Linked DNA regions of Mus musculus: region 1 is linked to region 2. The links are chromatin loops, found by intact Hi-C in ENCODE. Cell type or tissue: heart. All regions are shown on one strand.

Evidence for each region. Hi-C counts contacts between places; a loop is a spot of excess contacts. Peaks named below come from ENCODE experiments on the same cell type or tissue, not always from the same donor. Only the 100,000 strongest peaks of a DNase experiment are listed, where the experiment ranks them.
Region 1: a loop joins it to region 2, with 4 times the contacts of the local background. A loop is called at or near these places in 2 of 42 quality-filtered maps.

Annotation. Positions count from the first base shown.
Region 1 is chr5:136,978,967-136,986,966 of GRCm38, reverse strand. Znhit1 (zinc finger, HIT domain containing 1) reads left to right here and starts at 63. Exons shown (of 5, transcript NM_001310747.1): 1 at 63-156; 2 at 1,918-2,088; 3 at 4,020-4,099; 4 at 4,280-4,449; 5 at 4,550-4,773. The coding sequence starts at 135. The coding sequence ends at 4,571. In heart, CTCF peaks have their summits at 4,251 and 5,712 (motif pointing left); DNase peaks (open chromatin) are centred at 46, 3,961 and 4,316; H3K4me3 peaks cover 858 bases; H3K27ac peaks cover 584 bases.
Region 2 is chr5:137,784,829-137,792,828 of GRCm38, reverse strand. Mepce (methylphosphate capping enzyme) reads left to right here and starts at 6,128. Exons shown (of 4, transcript NM_144913.3): 1 at 6,128-8,000. The coding sequence starts at 6,767. Zcwpw1 (zinc finger, CW type with PWWP domain 1) reads right to left here and starts at 5,027. Exons shown (of 17, transcript NM_001005426.2): 1 at 4,884-5,027. In heart, CTCF peaks have their summits at 1,101 (motif pointing left) and 4,982; DNase peaks (open chromatin) are centred at 5,038, 5,498, 6,068, 6,418 and 2 weaker places; H3K4me3 peaks cover 3,636 bases; H3K27ac peaks cover 3,355 bases; H3K27me3 peaks cover 269 bases.

The DNA of each region.
Region 1 (8,000 bases), 810 kb after region 2:
GTAATGACTTCAAGCGGGAGGGGAAAGACTGCGCACGCGTATGTGTGCACGCCACCGGAAGGGGTGTGCTCAGAGCAAGGGTCGGTGGTTAGTACGCGTGCGCAGTAGGCTCTTCTGTCAACTGTGTTGCGCCAATGGTGGAGAAGAAACCCGCCGGTATGTGAGCCTTGAGTGGTTCGCCCTTTTGTGCTTCCCAAGTTCAAATTCAGCCTAACATCTCCCCGCCTAGCTTTTCACGTCAATTACCTTCGCTCAGTGTTGGGGCAGTCTCGGAACCATTAATTCGTGTTTTGTGACTGCTTGCTTCAGCAGACGTTGGGGATGGAGAGGATGTGTTGTCTCTCCAAAGCCCGGGTGCTATGAGCAGTGGTACTCACCTCGGCTTCTGGATTGTTTTGCTTTTGTTTTTTTTTTGTTTTTTGTTTTTTTCTTCGAGACAGGGTGCGTACCCTTGGCTGTCCTGGAACTAGCTCTGTAGATTAGGCTGGCTTGGAACTCACAGAGATCTGCCTGCCTCTGCCTCTACACTGCTGGGATTAAAGGCGTGCGCCACCATCGCCCCACTTTCCTCCAGCTTCTGGATGTTGGATGGAGGGAACAGAGAAACTTAGGAAATCAAAGGGCTTGGCTTTGGGTACTACACAAACACGTGCACACACACACACGAACATACACACTTCATTCCTTCCTTTCTCTCTTTTTTTAATGTAGCCTAGGCTGCCTATGTAAATTAGGCTGGACCTCAGCCTCTTGGTGTCCTGTAGTCCTGAAGTCTGTGGTTTGGGGGAGTTCTGGTTTGAGACTGGCATGTTATGGGAAACCCAGCACCAGGAATGGGCAGGTGAGATGGTGCATGCAGTAGGTAAAGTTGCTTGCTGCCAAGCCTGACTACTTGAGTTCAGTCCCCAGGATCCACATGATAGGAGAAAAGGCTTCCATACAGTGTCCTCTGATCTCTGCACGTGTACTGCAACACCTACATGTGCACAGAAACACTCAGAATAAATGCACTTTTTGAAGAAAGATAGAAATACAAGAAAAAGAGGTCAGAGATGAGCCCCTGCTGATAGGGTGTTGTCCAGCATGCCCAAAACTCTTGCTCCATCCCCAGCATCACATAAGCCTGGTGTGGCTGTGCACAGGAGGTCATCCCAGGCCAGCCTGGGCTTCCTGAGATCCTATTGAAGGTTGTGGGGGTGAGAAAGGGACAGGCCAAAGAGCGCTATCAATTAAAGAAAAAGGACAGGCAGAAGCAGCCTCGAGAGCAAGAGAGGAGACAAAATGTCGGGATAGGAAATATATCCAACAAGATAGGGGGACATCTGGGAGCCACACTGGGGAGACTTTTAGTCCAAGGAAGGTAGTCGGTGCAGTCACAGGGCACAGGCATGCGTCTCAGGCTGAAGGAACATTCTAGAAATGTACACTGGATTTTGCCCTACTGAATCACAGGTCTTGAGAATATGGAGGCCAGAAGTCAATACTGTGTCAATTCTCAAAGGCGCTCTTTATTTTAATTTGTGTATGTGTGCTGCTCTGTGCAGGTGAGTGTAGGTATCCATGAAGGACAAAAGAGGCAGTTGGAATTACAGAAAGTTGTGAGCCACCCTCATGGCTGCTGGTCCTGGGTCCTGGAAACAGCTGTAGCACTCTGCAAGAGCAGGGAGCGCTGTTAACCACTGAGCCCTCTCTCCAGCTGCAATTTATTGTGTCTCCAGTTATTGCTGGGACTGGGAGGACTTAGAGGCAGCATAAAGGGCCGAAACAAGCTTGCCAAGCTGGAAGAAAGCAGGGTGAAGATCTGGGAATTCCTCACAGCATAATGAAGGGGCCGAGGCGAGGAGACTGGGGCTCTAGGCAACGGCAGTGCAACTTTCCTCCTGTCTTGACCCCGGTAACTCTCTTTGCCCCATCTAGTTCGCTCCCAGGACCCTGGACAGCGGCGGGTGCTGGACAGGGCAGCCAGGCAGCGGCGGATCAACCGACAGCTGGAGGCATTGGAGAATGACAACTTCCAGGATGACCCCCATGCCGGCCTCCCCCAGCTGGGCAAGAGGCTACCTCAGTTTGATGATGATGCAGACACAGGTGAGATGGGGGTTAGGGAGGAGGAGCGAGACAGTGCCGTGAAGCTCCTTGTCACCCGTAACTGCAGATGATGCCAATGAGCGCAGATGGGAATTGCATCTTTATTGTGTTTTTAATTTCCTCATTTTGTGTGCATGCATATGTGTGTCTGTTCATTCCTGCACACGCTTGCCTGTGGAGATCAGAAATTAACTTACAGGAGTTCGTTTTCTCCTTCCAGAGTTGAAATTCTGGTTACTCAGGTTGCTGAGTTCAGCAGCAGGTTCCCTTAAGCACCAAGCCATCTTAGCAGCCCCTGTTTCTTTAAAACTGCAACTTATTCAGAGAGCAGGCAATCTGAGAAATTTATTGATATTAATTAATATCAACTTATTGATATTCTAAAGATCCATCTTCTAGCCTGGGGGAGCCATTGCTCACATGTGCACGTGTGTTTACAAATACACACACTCACACACACACACATACACACATGACACAATGACACATACCTTTAAGCCCAGCACTAGGGACACAGAGGCAGGTGGATTTCTGTGGGTCAGCCTGGTCTTCAATTGGAGTTCCAGAACAGCTAGAGTTACACAGAAAAACCCTTTCTCAAACAAACAAACAAACAAACCATGTTCAGTCAGCAGGTTATAGACAGAGACAAAAGGCTGTCAATCATCTGGATTGGTTGCCATTTCCCCTTCCCTCTGTGTCAGGTGTCAGCCACATCTCTGAGACTAGCGATGGCCGTGACCTTTGTTATCATCCTGTGTACTTGTTCCTTACTCTGCTCATGTCTGGGCTGGGCTCCGGCACTTCTTGAACCACTGAGTCAAATTAGTGTCTGCTGGTGTCATCTTTGTACTCCAAGGCCATCTGACAGGGAGGGGGTGGTTAGCTCAGCAAACCAACCAGGAACAGCTGTATACGCTAAGCTAGAAACACCATGTATGTGCCTGTTGTCTGGTCTGTTTATAGTAGGGAGGGTTTTGTTTCTTGAGAGAGGGTCTCTCTATGTAGACCAGGCTGTTCTGGAACTCACAGAGATCCGCCTGCCTCTACCTCCCAGGTGCTGGGATCAGCGGTGTGCGCCACGCCCGGCAAGATGTTTTTAAACTTTAAATAATCTCTCTTGTTTCATGTGTGGCATGGAGGTCAGAGGACAATGTTTGGGAGTAGCTTTTCTCCTTGTACTGAGGGCCAGGGACTGAACTCAGGATGGCAGCCTTGGCAGCCAGCGCCTTTTCCCGCCATCTTGCCGGCTCAAGTGTGTCATTTATACAAATGTAGGCAGAGAGGGACAGACCACATAAAATATCCCTGCCCTTGGGCTGGAGGAAAGGGAAGGCGTCGGGACTGTGGGAGGGAAGGCTGGCAGTAGGGCGGTGACTTGGGAATTACTTCTGGCTTTGCCAGTGCCTGGCTCCTGTGTTGGGAGCATCTGCCTTTCCTGTCTGTGTCTCTGTGCCTCAGTTTCTTCATATGTGTGGGATAAAAAAGATGGAGCAATCAGGTATAGCGACCCAGCACACAGAAAGTTTGAAGCCAGAGAACTGCCAAGAATTTAAGGTCAGCCTGGTCTATATAGTGAGTTTGAAGTGGGCTTGGGGTAGGTAGTGAGACCTTGTATCAAAGCAACAACAACAAGACTGTGTAATCTGAGCACCTGAGAGGTGGGAACAGGGAGATCGATCAAAGATCACCGTTTATCTACACAGTGAGTTCATGGCCAACCTGGGCTTCATCAGCTCCTGTCCCCAAAATAAAAAGATGGAGTAGGTTGGACTTTTAAGTAGCTGACGGTCGACCAGGATTGCAGATATCAGTCAGCGTTAGTGCAGATGTAGGCAGGGAGGGACAGACCCCGATTGTGGTGTGGATAGGCCTCTCCAACAGGACTGTCACAGCCACTGTCCAGCAACTCAGTGTCCTTCATCCCCCAGGAAAGAAAAAGAAGAAAACTCGAGGTGACCACTTTAAACTTCGCTTCCGGAAAAACTTCCAGGCTTTGCTGGAGGAGCAGGTGAGAGAAGGCTCAGTCTGAGGTTGGGACCCTAGAGAGCACGGGGGGGGGGGGGGGGTGGGGGGGGGGGTGGGGGGGGGGGGGTGGTGAGCAAGGTCCTGCTCTTCAGCGCCCCTTGTGGACATCAGCTGCATGGCGGACTGGAGAATTCCGGATGCCTGACCCTTCATGTCCTTGCAGAACCTGAGTGCATCTGAGGGCCCCAACTACTTGACAGCCTGTGCCGGCCCCCCATCTCGGCCCCAGCGTCCCTTCTGTGCTGTGTGTGGCTTCCCATCCCCGTATACCTGTGTGAGCTGTGGTGCCCGGTACTGCACCGTGCGCTGCCTGGGTACCCATCAGGAGACCAGGTGAGCCCGAGCCTGACCCAGCCATGCCTACAGTCTTATTCCATGTAGCATCCCAGGACCTCCCTCCTTCTCCAATGGGCTTCTCTCTCTCTTTCTGCAGGTGTCTGAAGTGGACCGTGTAAACCTGGCATCAGGGAGAGAAAGTACCCCCACCCTTCCCAACCCACCCCAGCTCATTCACAAAGGACAGAGAGAGGGAGAAACTACCCATTCACCCAGCAAAGCTGTGCCCTGCCGACCAAGGAAGGCCACAGGGACCCAGGACTGTTGTGGGGGTGGTCCATCCACAGAGTGCTGTGATAATAAACGGCCTGGTGAAAGGAAGCCTGCCTGCTCATTCTGGGGTATTTGGAGGTGAAGGTCAGGGTTGACTGTCAGGCCAGCATAGACTCTGCCTTTCTTCTTGTAGCCTCCATTGCCGGCCCTCTGTGTCATGGGAGGGTTGTGTCCCATTCTCCAGCTACTCTCAAGTCATCTCTGCCTTTCTTAGCTGCTGCTTTACTTTGGTTTTTGAAACAAAATTTTGTATAGCCTAGGCTAGCCTTGAATTTACTATATGTATAGTCATTAGGCTGAACTCCTAATCTTTCTGGCTCTGCCTCTGCCTCTGCCTCTTAAGCGATGTTTTTTAAATAGTTTTTCTTTCCATGTATCTGAAGATTTTTTCCTCTTTGTGTTTGTGCATGAGTGTGTGTGTGTGCACGTGTGTGCACGTACGCACACGTATGTCATAGAGAGTGTATAGATGGCAGAGGACAACTCTTGAAGGAATCAGTTCTCCCCTTCTACCCTGCTGAGACAGGACTTTTATTGTGTCTGCTCCTCACTTAGTGGACTTTAGGCCCACAGGCTGGCCCACAGGCTGACCCACAGACTCCCAAATGGTTCTCTTTCTTCCATCTTGCTGCAGGTGTGCTAGGATTACAAATATGAGCCCTGGCATGTGTGGGTCCTATGAATCAAACGAGGGTCATCAGGCTTCCAAGGGTAGTGCCTTTACCCACTCAGCTGTCTCCTGCCCACGTCTGGTGTTTAGAAAGCAAGAGGGTTGTATGTCCTCCTACAGATGGGCCCCAAGAGCTGGTTTGGAGGGTCCAGCAGGGAAGCACAATCACTCGTGTACCCCTGGAAAAATATTCCTCTTGAGATAGATAGATGGCTCAGTGGTTAAAAAACACTGGTTGCTCTTCTAGAGGACCCAGATTCAATTTCAAGGACCCCCACATGGCAGCCCGCAACAGTCTCTAGCTCCAGCCTAGGGGATCTGCTGCCCTCTTCAGGCCTCTGAGGTTACTTCATACATGGGGTACACAGACGTACATGCAGACAAAACATGTACACGTAAAAAAAATAACGGAAGAAAAGACTTTAGAAAATTCCTCCTCCCCTGGGAGCAGTCATCCTCTTTATCAGATCTCGAAGCTGCCTCTAAAAGCTTATCAAGTGGCCAAGGAGGAAGCAGGCACCACCTAGCCAGCTCGGCCAAGCCGCAGCAACCCTGGGGACCAGAGTCCTGTGGAAGCTCCGCTCCTTTACCTGCTATTGGTTACGCTACAGGTTTTTCCTCGTTTTATTTTTAATGAAAAGTTGTGTGTGTGTGTGTGTGTGTAGGAGACACAGCATGAGTGTAGAAGTCACAAGAACTTTGAGAAGTTAGTTCTCTTCTTCCACTAAGTTGGTCCCTGGGATCAAACTCAGGTCGTTAACCTTGGCAGCAAGCATCTTCACCCACTGAGCCCTCTCACTGGCCCTATTTCTTGGCTATGAATTTAGTTTGGAAGGAGGTGGGTTTGTGGTTTGTTTTGATGTTTGAAGACATGGTCTCTCTATATCGTTCTGGATCCCCTGAAACTCACTCTGTAGATCAGATTGGCCTGGAACTCAGAAATCCGCCTGCCTCTGCCTCCTGAGTGCTGGGATTAAAGGTGTGCATCACTGTGCCTAGCTTGAAAGGAGGCACTTTAGTTTCTTTTTCCTGGTTCTGAGTTCATGTTTTATCTCTTCTCCCTTCCCTCCATTTCCACCCCCTCCTCTCCTCTGTCCCTGCTCCCACCCCCTTTTTTTCTGGAACCCAAGGCATTGTACAGGTTAGGCGAGCACTCGACTGCTGAAACTCACCTCCAGGCCTCAATCGGAGGATTCTGGATAAGCACTCAGCCCCTGAGATACATCCCAGATCACTTTTTTTTTTTTGGTTTTTTGAGACAGGGTTTCTCTGTATAGCCCTGGCTGCCCTGGAACTCACTCTGTAGCCAGGCTGGCCTCTAACTCAGAAACCTGCCTGCCTCTGCCTCCCAAGTGCTGGGATTAAAGGCGTGCACTACCACCACCCAGCCCAGATCACTTTTATTTTGTAATCTGAAACAGGATCTCACTAGATTGTCCAGGCTGAACTCAACTCTATAGCTCCAGCAGCCCTTGAGTTCATTATCTTCCTGCCTCTGCCTCCCAAATAGCCTCAATTACAGATTGTACCGTCAGCAACCCTTTAAGTTTAGATTTCAGTTTTGAGCTAGCTTCAAGGGCTGAGTGAGTAGGCAGGGTGGGGTAAGGGCTGAGGAGTGTTGCAAAATGGTGTAAGAGGAAACCAGATAGTTCTGTCTGATATTTGACAAAATGGGACCAGTCAGGCTGACTCTTGTCCCTGATGCTACTAGTGTGCAGGGACACTCAGGATGTCGGAAGTGGGGTATGGAGAATTGTCACAGCATTAGACCAAGGCATTCCTGGGAAGCATGGGGGAAGCTTAGAGGTTCCTGTTGCTGGTGGTGCTGGCTGCAGAGATTGGCATGGTGTCTGCAGGATCCCAGACTCGCTACTTGTCTAAGTGGATTGCAGGCTGTAATTGCAGGCTGTAATTACCTAATCCTTGAAATTACCCTGCTAAGCACACAGCAGGAGCGGTCCTAAGCATTTGCTGGACAAATGACCTTAATTAGCTACTAATGAGATCCAGCAAGGTTTTTCAAGGTTTTTGAGACAAGTTCTCGCTAAAATTTTGGGTTGGTGAGATGGCTTAATGGGTAAAGGCACTTGTGACTTGTAGCTGAGTTTGATCCCTGGGACTGACGCCCACAAGTTGTCCTTTGACTTTCACAAACTTGAGGAGTCCCTAGGAAGAGGAAGAGGAGGAGGACAAAGAGGAAGGATTGGAGGAGGCCGAGGGGTCAACACCACGAAAACATGGCCTAAAGAATCAACTGACCTGGACTCCCAGGGGTCACAGAGATCAGGGAGCCTGCGTGGATCTGACCTAGGTCCTCTGCATGTGTTTTGGTTGCTGTGGTGGTTTGAATCTGCTTGGCCCATGGGAGGTGGCACTACTGGGAAGTGTGGTCTTGTTGGAAGGGTGGGCTTTGAGGTCTTATGTTTGAGCTCCGCCCAGGACAGAAGAGACCCTCCTCCTGGCTTCCTGCAGAAGATAATCTCTCCTGATTGTCTGTGGGTCAATATGTAGAACTCTCAGCTCCTGCGGCACCGCATCTGCCTGCATCCTGCCAGGCTTCCTTGCCATGATGATACTGGACTGAACCTCTGAAACTGTAAGCTAG
Region 2 (8,000 bases):
AGAGAGTTCTACAACATCCAGGGCTACATGGAAAAATTCTGCCTCAAAAAAATAAAAAATAAAATAAAAAAATTAAAAAAATAAAAAGAAAGCCGGGCGGTGGTGGCGCACGCCTTTGATCCCAGCACTTGGGAGGCAGAGGCAGGTGGATTTCTGAGTTCGAGGCCAGCCTGGTCTACAAAGTGAGTTCCAGGACAGCCAGGGCTACACAGAGAAACCCTGTCTCGAAAAAACAAAAAACAAAAAACAAAAAACAAAAACAAAAACAAAAAGAAACAAAAAATGACTGATAAGGCAGGTATAATGGCACACATTTTAATCCTAGCTCTTGGAAAGCAGAGGTGGAAATATCACTGTGAGTTCCACAATAGTGTGGTGCAAATTCCAAGCCAGCCAGAGCTGCAAGAGTACAACCCCTCTCCCTGCCCGGCCCCTCAGGCACACACACATACATACATACATACATACATACATACACACACACATACACAGAGAGAGAGAGAGAGAGAGAGAGAGTAAAGAAAAAAGCAATAGTTCAGCAGTTAAGAGCATTTGTTGTTCCTGCAAAGAACTAAGATTCAGTTCCCAGTACCCACATGGTGGTTTATAACCATCTATAACTCCAGTCCAGGGGATCAGATTCTCTTCTCGGACCTTGGAAGGTACCAAGTACACAAACGGTACTCATTCATAACATTTACAAATAAAATGAATAAATCTAATTAAATTTTTTGTTAAAAAAAAGTAAGAAAAAAGAAAGAAAATGTTATGTGTTATTGCACTATTACATGAATAAGTCATAGCAAATCTATAAAAAGAGTTACATAACAAAGAGTTTCCTTTAATCTAAAGTGGAAATGTGATGAATATTACTTTCAAAAATAGAGAAGAGAAAGCCAGGAAGTCACTTTCTGATGAACCAAGCTGCTGATCCATTTGATATGAATTTTCTTCTTCTACAATAACAAGTATTAAAAACCTGATTCAGGAGGCTAGAGAGAGAGAGAGAGAGAGAGAGAGAGATGGCTCAGAGATTAAGAACACTGGCTGCTCTTCCAGAGGCCCTGAGTTCAATTTCCAGTAATTATATGGTGCCCTCTTTTGGCCTGCAGGCATACATGCAGGCAGAATATTGTATACAAAAAAAATAATAATAATAATTCTTTTCTTTAAAAAAAAAAAGCTGATTCAGAGGAGAAAATACTAGTTAATAAGTATGCAAAATACCAACTTGCATTTTTCTGTATATTAGAGTATGAAGGCAGGCCTTGATGATAGGAAGTCTAACAGTCTAACATTCTTCTTTCTTTTTCTTTTTTTTTTTTTTTTTCTTTTTGGAGGCAGGGTCTCTCAGTGATCCTGTACCTTGACATTTTAGATACACTGGCTGCTCAACAAGCCCCCAGGATCCAACTGTCTCCACCTCCCAGGACTGAGGTCACAGACCCACCGCATCTTGTCCAGTTTTTATGTGGTATTGGGGATCCTTATGCGTAGGTATTTACTTGTTGAGTTACCTCCCTAGTCTCCATTTCTCTTTTCTCTCAGATGAAAAGGAGGCAGGGAGGGAAAGAGAAAAAAAACATAGGCATCCCAGCTGCAAAGATAGCTCTGAGGTTAAGGGCAAGTGCTTGCTGCTCTCCTCTGCTAAGATGGGAATAAGAAAGAGTAGTTGGAGTGAATATGATTGAAATGCACAATATGCATGTACAAATGTGTCATAATGAAACCATTATTACATATAACATGTACTTATGAATTTAAAAATGTTTATAAATAAAAGTTCTAAATAGACCTGCTGCAGTGAAGTAATTTAATTCAGTGCTGCCAACATTTGTCAAAAAGCATTAATTATCCACCTTATGACTAGGTAATTATTCCCTCTTTAAAAAAAAAAAAAAAGATTGATTGATTGATTGATTGATTATCTATGTTCTATCTGATGGCCAGAAGAGGGCATCAGATCCCATTACAGATGGTTGTGAACCACCATGTATTTGCTGGAAATTGAACTCAGGAGCCCTGGAAGAGCAGCCAGTGCTCTTAACCTCTGAGCTATCTCTCCAGCCCTATTCCCTCTTTAAAAAAAATTATTTATTTAATGTATATGAGTACACTGTAGCTATATAGATGGTTGTGAGCCTTCATGTGGTTGTTGGGAATTGAATTTAGGACCTCTGCTCGCTCCGGTCAGACCTGCTTGCTCCAGAATAGGGCATCAGATCTCATTACAGGTGGTTGTGAGCCACCATGTGGTTGCTGGGATTTGAACTCAGGACCTTTGGAAGAAGAGTCAGTGCTCCTACCTGCATGAGCCATCTCTCCAGCCCCCCCCCCAATTCCCTCTTTATACTGATAAAGAAAAGTAAATCCTTCAGTATATCTATTATCATAGACTCTAAGTTTCTAAAAATCATAAAAACTATATTTAATAACAGCGTTCAGGAGGCAGGATTTAGAGTTCAAATTTGATGGCTACATAGCAAGACCCTACCATTTAAAAAAAAAAAAAAAACACAACAAGGGCTGGAGAGAGCACTGACTGCTCTTGTGAAGGTCCTGAGTTCAAATCCCAGCAACCACATGGTGGCTCACAACCATCTGTAATGAGATCTGATGCCCTCTTCTAGTGCATCTGAAGACAACTACAGTGTACTTAGATATAATAATAAATAAGTCTTTAAAAAAAGAAAAAAAAAAAAAAAGCTGGGCAGTGGTGGCGCATGCCTTTAATCCCAGCACTTGGGAGGCAGAGGCAGGCAGATTTCTGAATTCAAGGCCAGCCTGATCTACTGAGTGAGTTCCAGGACAGCCAGGCTACACAGAGAAACCCTGTCTCAAAAAACCAAAATAAATAAATAAATAAAAGCAAAAACAAAAACAAGCAAACAAAACTTTTCAATCACTTTTAAGCTAGGATAGTGAGCCATGTCTAAATTTCAATCGTGGGAATGTTCTAGTTTGAGAACTACAGAAAAACCCTGCAGTCCCTCCAAAACAAAAACAAAAGCAAATATAGACACACACAAAGCCTCCTATATTTCAGAATATAGTTTAACACAACCAGGGGTTCACGGCTATACTCACAGCACTTAAGAGACTGAAGGAAGTTTGTTGCTTCAACTTTGAGTTCAGTCTGGGCTACAACGTGACCTTGAAAACAGCCAGGGATACAGACAAGACTCTGTCTCAGAAAATAAACAAATAAGCAATAGATAGGTGGCTAAATAGATAGATAGACAGACAGGCAAACAAACAAACAAATGAATAAATGAATAAATGCTTACAGATAATTCAGTGGGTAGGGGTGCTTGCCCCCAAGCCTAATGATCTGAAACTGATCTCAGATCCCACTTGATTGGCAGGGATGGACAGACAGGATGACACAACATGGACAGGATGACCTCTGGCCTCCCCATGCTCTACAGCATGTGCACAAACACACACATCCAACAAACAACAAATAAATAAGGGTGATAAAACTTTTAAAAAATATAAATTCACTTAAAAATTTCCTGTCCTGGGCCCTGGCAGTGGTGGTGCATGGCAGCACTGTGTAGGCAGAGGGGAGGGGGACTGACTGAGGAGCTGGTGAGATGGTTCAAGAATTAAGAGCACTGGCTTCCAGGGGTGCCTGTAACCACATGATGGCTCACAACTATCTATAAAGGGATCTGATGCTCTCTTCTGGCCTGCAGGTGTACATGCAGACTGAGCATTCACACATAAAAAAATGATGATGATGATGATAATGATAGAATAAATGAAAATTTCATTCCCTTTAATACGGAATTGATGGCTTTTTGACATTGCCTAATAGCCTATGAACTCCTGCCTATTCTCATGTTTTACCTGTTTTTAAGTTCACTTTGTGAGCACGCATCTGTGTTCTGCAGACCTTTTAAACGTTTAACAAGGAAAACAAGGAAAGAAATAAAGAAAGAATCAAAGAAAGAAAGATGTTCTACCTACCCTCACCAGATTTACTCTCAGAAGGAACTACCCAAACGAGACTTCCCACAGAACATTACAAATAAAATTCACAGTAAAGTGTATTGGCTCGGGGCGCGGTGGGGTGGGGGTTGGGGGAGGTGGTGGAAGAAACCCCGAAGATGTGTGGTCACCTGTGAGCAAAACAGTTTCTTTCGTGACATTAAATGTCATTTCTAAGCCGGGCGTGGTGGCGCACGCACTCGGGAGGCAGATTTCTGAGTTCGAGGCCAGCCTGGTCTACAAAGTGAGTTCCAGGACAGCCAGGGCTACACAGAGAAACCCTGTCTCGGAAAAAAAAAAAAAAAAAGTCATTTCTATCCTTGACCGCAATCTCTGGATCGCTCCCGCTCCCCCCAACCCCCGTGTCCCGACCTCAGGCTGCCCTCGGGGATGCTCTTGCTTCGAGGACCTTGTGCCCTAGGCCTTCGCAGGGCGGGCGCGCGTCCTTTCTGCTTACAGATAGCAAGATGCGGGGCCATGTATACTGAACCCCACAGCGGAGGGGAGGCCTTTGAGTGGTCTTCTACTTTTCCTCTCTCTTTACCAATTCTCTCCGCGACGGCCATTAAAAGCAGAGATCTCACCCAGGCAAACAACCCTCGCCTCCCCTCAGAGCGTCAAGTAACGCTTCGCTACTCTCCCGGACCAAGAACGCCACCATGGAAGCCTCTTCCCCTTTGCTCCCGCTCAGCCTCGCTGTCCCACAACGCCTCATTTCCCTCCGCAATACTGGGTTATTTTTTGTTGTTGTTGTTCTGAAGATTAGCGATTCTGAAGAGCAGGGGCTAAGGTCCGCTGTGGCTCCGAAGAGAAAATTTCTCCTCAGCCAACAGGTACCGAGAGTCACCACAACTAACACTTTCCTCTGCAGTCGCATAAAAGACAACTACCTTCTGGGGCGACGAGGACCTAAAGGTGAAGCGCAGCTAACGCTGTCGCAGCCATTCCGCACATCCCTTCCACCTCGAGCAACTTTTCCCGCCACCAGGAGAAGGCGCGAGGACACGGACAAATTCCGCCCCCAAGCGGCGTGCGCTCAGGTGCTGCGCGTGCGCAGTTGGAAGTTGCTTCTGCGTCTGCGCAGCCGGAGTAGCCCGCCATCTTAAGAACGAAAGCCTAGTGAAACTACAAGTTCCATAATCCTCGCTGACATCTTTAGTTCCGCGCCCCCCCCCCCATAATATCCTGCGAAGCGCCCTAGGCACTTCATTCTTATCTCTGCCTCAAATCGCTTTCTCTTTCCTGTTTTCGTGCTATCACTCCCTACCTTTTAGTTGTCGTCACCCTCTTAAATTTTGAAACCATCTTGAGCTCCCCCCTTGCCTCTACAGTGCTCTTTCCTGACAAATAGTCTGTGGACTGGGAAACTCCGCCAGCCATCAGTCTGAGGATTCTGCATAGAATCAGTGCTTCCCATTGGCCGAAACAGGAGCCCAAACAGGTCGATACCCTTTCCCGCCCACATTCGCGGTGTGTCTAGCTGCAGGGATAATGCTGTAAAATCCGCAACGCTAGCGGGTGGCGCTGAGGGACCGATACGCAGGCGCTGCACTATGGCAGCGGCGTCCGAGGCCTGACGTAGGTGTAGGGAGGAGAGGAAGGCGTAGTTCTCTAGATGTTTGTCCCTGGTGGAAGGAGGAGGGCCGCTTGAACAACTGGGCCATTTCAGGGGAAGAGGAGTTTGGACAATCTCGATGTTTTAGTACTTGTTTGTTTTCAATTCAGAAAATATATTAAATAATATATTGCATTTTATTGATAACAGTTCTTGAGACAATGGTCTCGATTCCTTAGCCTACTTTATCATCCTCTCCTCAGGTTCTCCTAAGTCCTAATTCTAATGAGATAGGCTGGGGGCGGGGGGAAGGGGTGGGGAAAAGACCAGCGATCGCTCATGAATAATTCATGAGCCCGCCTCTTTCGCTGGGAATGCACGCCCCTTGGAAACGTGCTGACGCACGCTGCGTGTAATGAACCTAAGGAAACGACGTCACACTCCCCGCCCCTAGAGCGGAGGGGGCGGAACATCATCTCCAGCACGTGTTGCCCCTTCAACCCGCGCAAGTCCAAAAGGACTGTGCGCAGGCGCTCTCCAGGAGGGGCGGGGATGGGGGAGGAAGGAGGCGGGGCAGGGAGGTTGTTGGGTTTAGAGCCGGGCGGAGACGGCGGAGCCTCATTCCTCAGGAACAAGGGTCGGGTGTCAAGGAGACCTTTTCACACCAGCTCCCGTTCCCCGCCTACGGTGGGTGGGATCGCACGGCAGAGACAAAGGATATCAGTAGGGCTTGGACTTAGCAGCGAAGGGAAGTCGGGTGTCCGTGTGGGGCGGTGGGCGTCTCGGGCTGGGGGAGGGTGAGGTAATTAGGGAGGGGGGCTGTATTTAAACTCTCGGAGCCGTTAAGTTGGTTCGCACTCCCGATGCGCGCGCAGCCTGGGTGGTGGCGGAGCGCGCATGCGTGGGTCCTGGGCGAGCGGGACGCGCGCCCGTCGTGCGCGCTCGCGGCAGAGTGGTAGTGGCGGAGAAAAGGGAGTCGGCGCACGCGCAGTTGGTTCCTCGGCTTGTCCGGGTCTCGCGGGCATCTTGTTTTGGTCTCGCGGGCGAGTGGAGCGCGCTTGGTGTGTCGCGGGAGGGAGGTGGAGGCGCGAGGCAGAGCTGCGCGCGCACTCGGGGAAGGAGGGAGTGAGGTGGTCTTAGGAAGGGTTACAGGGGGCTTCCCCTTGCTCTCTTCTCAGTACCCTCGCTTGAGAAGGGGAAATTAAACAGGGAGAGGAGATGATCGAGATGGCGGCGGAGAAGGAGCCCTTTCTGGTGCCGGCCCCGCCGCCGCCGCTCAAAGATGAGTCGGGCGGAGGGGGCGGCCCCGAGGTGCAATCGCACCAAGAGGCTGCCTCCGGGGAGCTCCGTGATGGGACAGAACACGGGCCGGGCCCTCGCGCGCACTCGGCCGGGGCCGCAGCCAGCGGAGGGGGCGGCCCCCAGGCACAGGCGCACGGGGAGCCCCACGGGCGAGCCGCCGCTCCTGCGGACGTGGGGGAGGAGCGCCGGGGAGGGGGCGGGACGGACCTGGGTCCCCCAGCCCCTCCTCGACCTCGCAATGGCTACCAGCCCCACCGACCCCCTGGGGGTGGTGGGGGCAAAAGAAGAAATAGCTGTAACGTGGGGGGAGGGAGCGGTGGAAGCTTCAAACATCCGGCCTTCAAGAGGCGCCGGCGAGTGAATTCAGACTGCGACTCTGTGTTACCATCCAATTTCCTTCTGGGGGGTAACATATTTGATCCACTGAACCTGAATAGCCTCCTGGATGAGGAAGTGAGTCGCGCACTCAATGCGGAGACCCCAAAGTCATCCCCACTTCCGGCCAAGGGGCGAGACCCTGTGGAGATCCTCATCCCCAAAGATATTACTGACCCGCTCAGTCTCAACACTTGCACTGACGAGGCCCATGTAGTGCTTGCCTCACCACTCAAGATTGGTCGCAAGCGCCATAGACACCGGGGACCGCACCACCAGCAGCAGCAGCAGGCGTCTGGAGGGAATGATAGCAACGCCGCCGTGCTGCCCACTGACCCTCTCACGCCCTCACTCCATGGGGAGGGTGCTACGCAGCAGCAGCAAAACAGAGGCCAGAACCGTGATGCCCCTCAACCCTATGAACTCAACACAGCCATCAACTGCAGGGATGAAGTTGTGTCTCCCCTTCCATCTGCCCTGCAGGGTTCCTCAGGCTCCCTTTCTGCCCCTCCAGCTGCCTCAGTTACCTCTGCACCCTCTACTTCTTCCTCCTCCCGACATCGCAAACGTCGCAGGACTTCCAGCAAGTCAGAGGCAGGGGCTAGGGGTGGAAGCCAGGGTTCCAAGGAAAAGGGCAGAGGGAGTGGAGGAGGCCGTCACCACCACCACCCACTACCTGCAACTGGCTTCAAAAAGCAACAGCTAAAGTTCCAATATGGGAATTACTGCAAGTACTATGGCTATCGCAATCCTTCCTGTGAGGACGTGCGCCTTA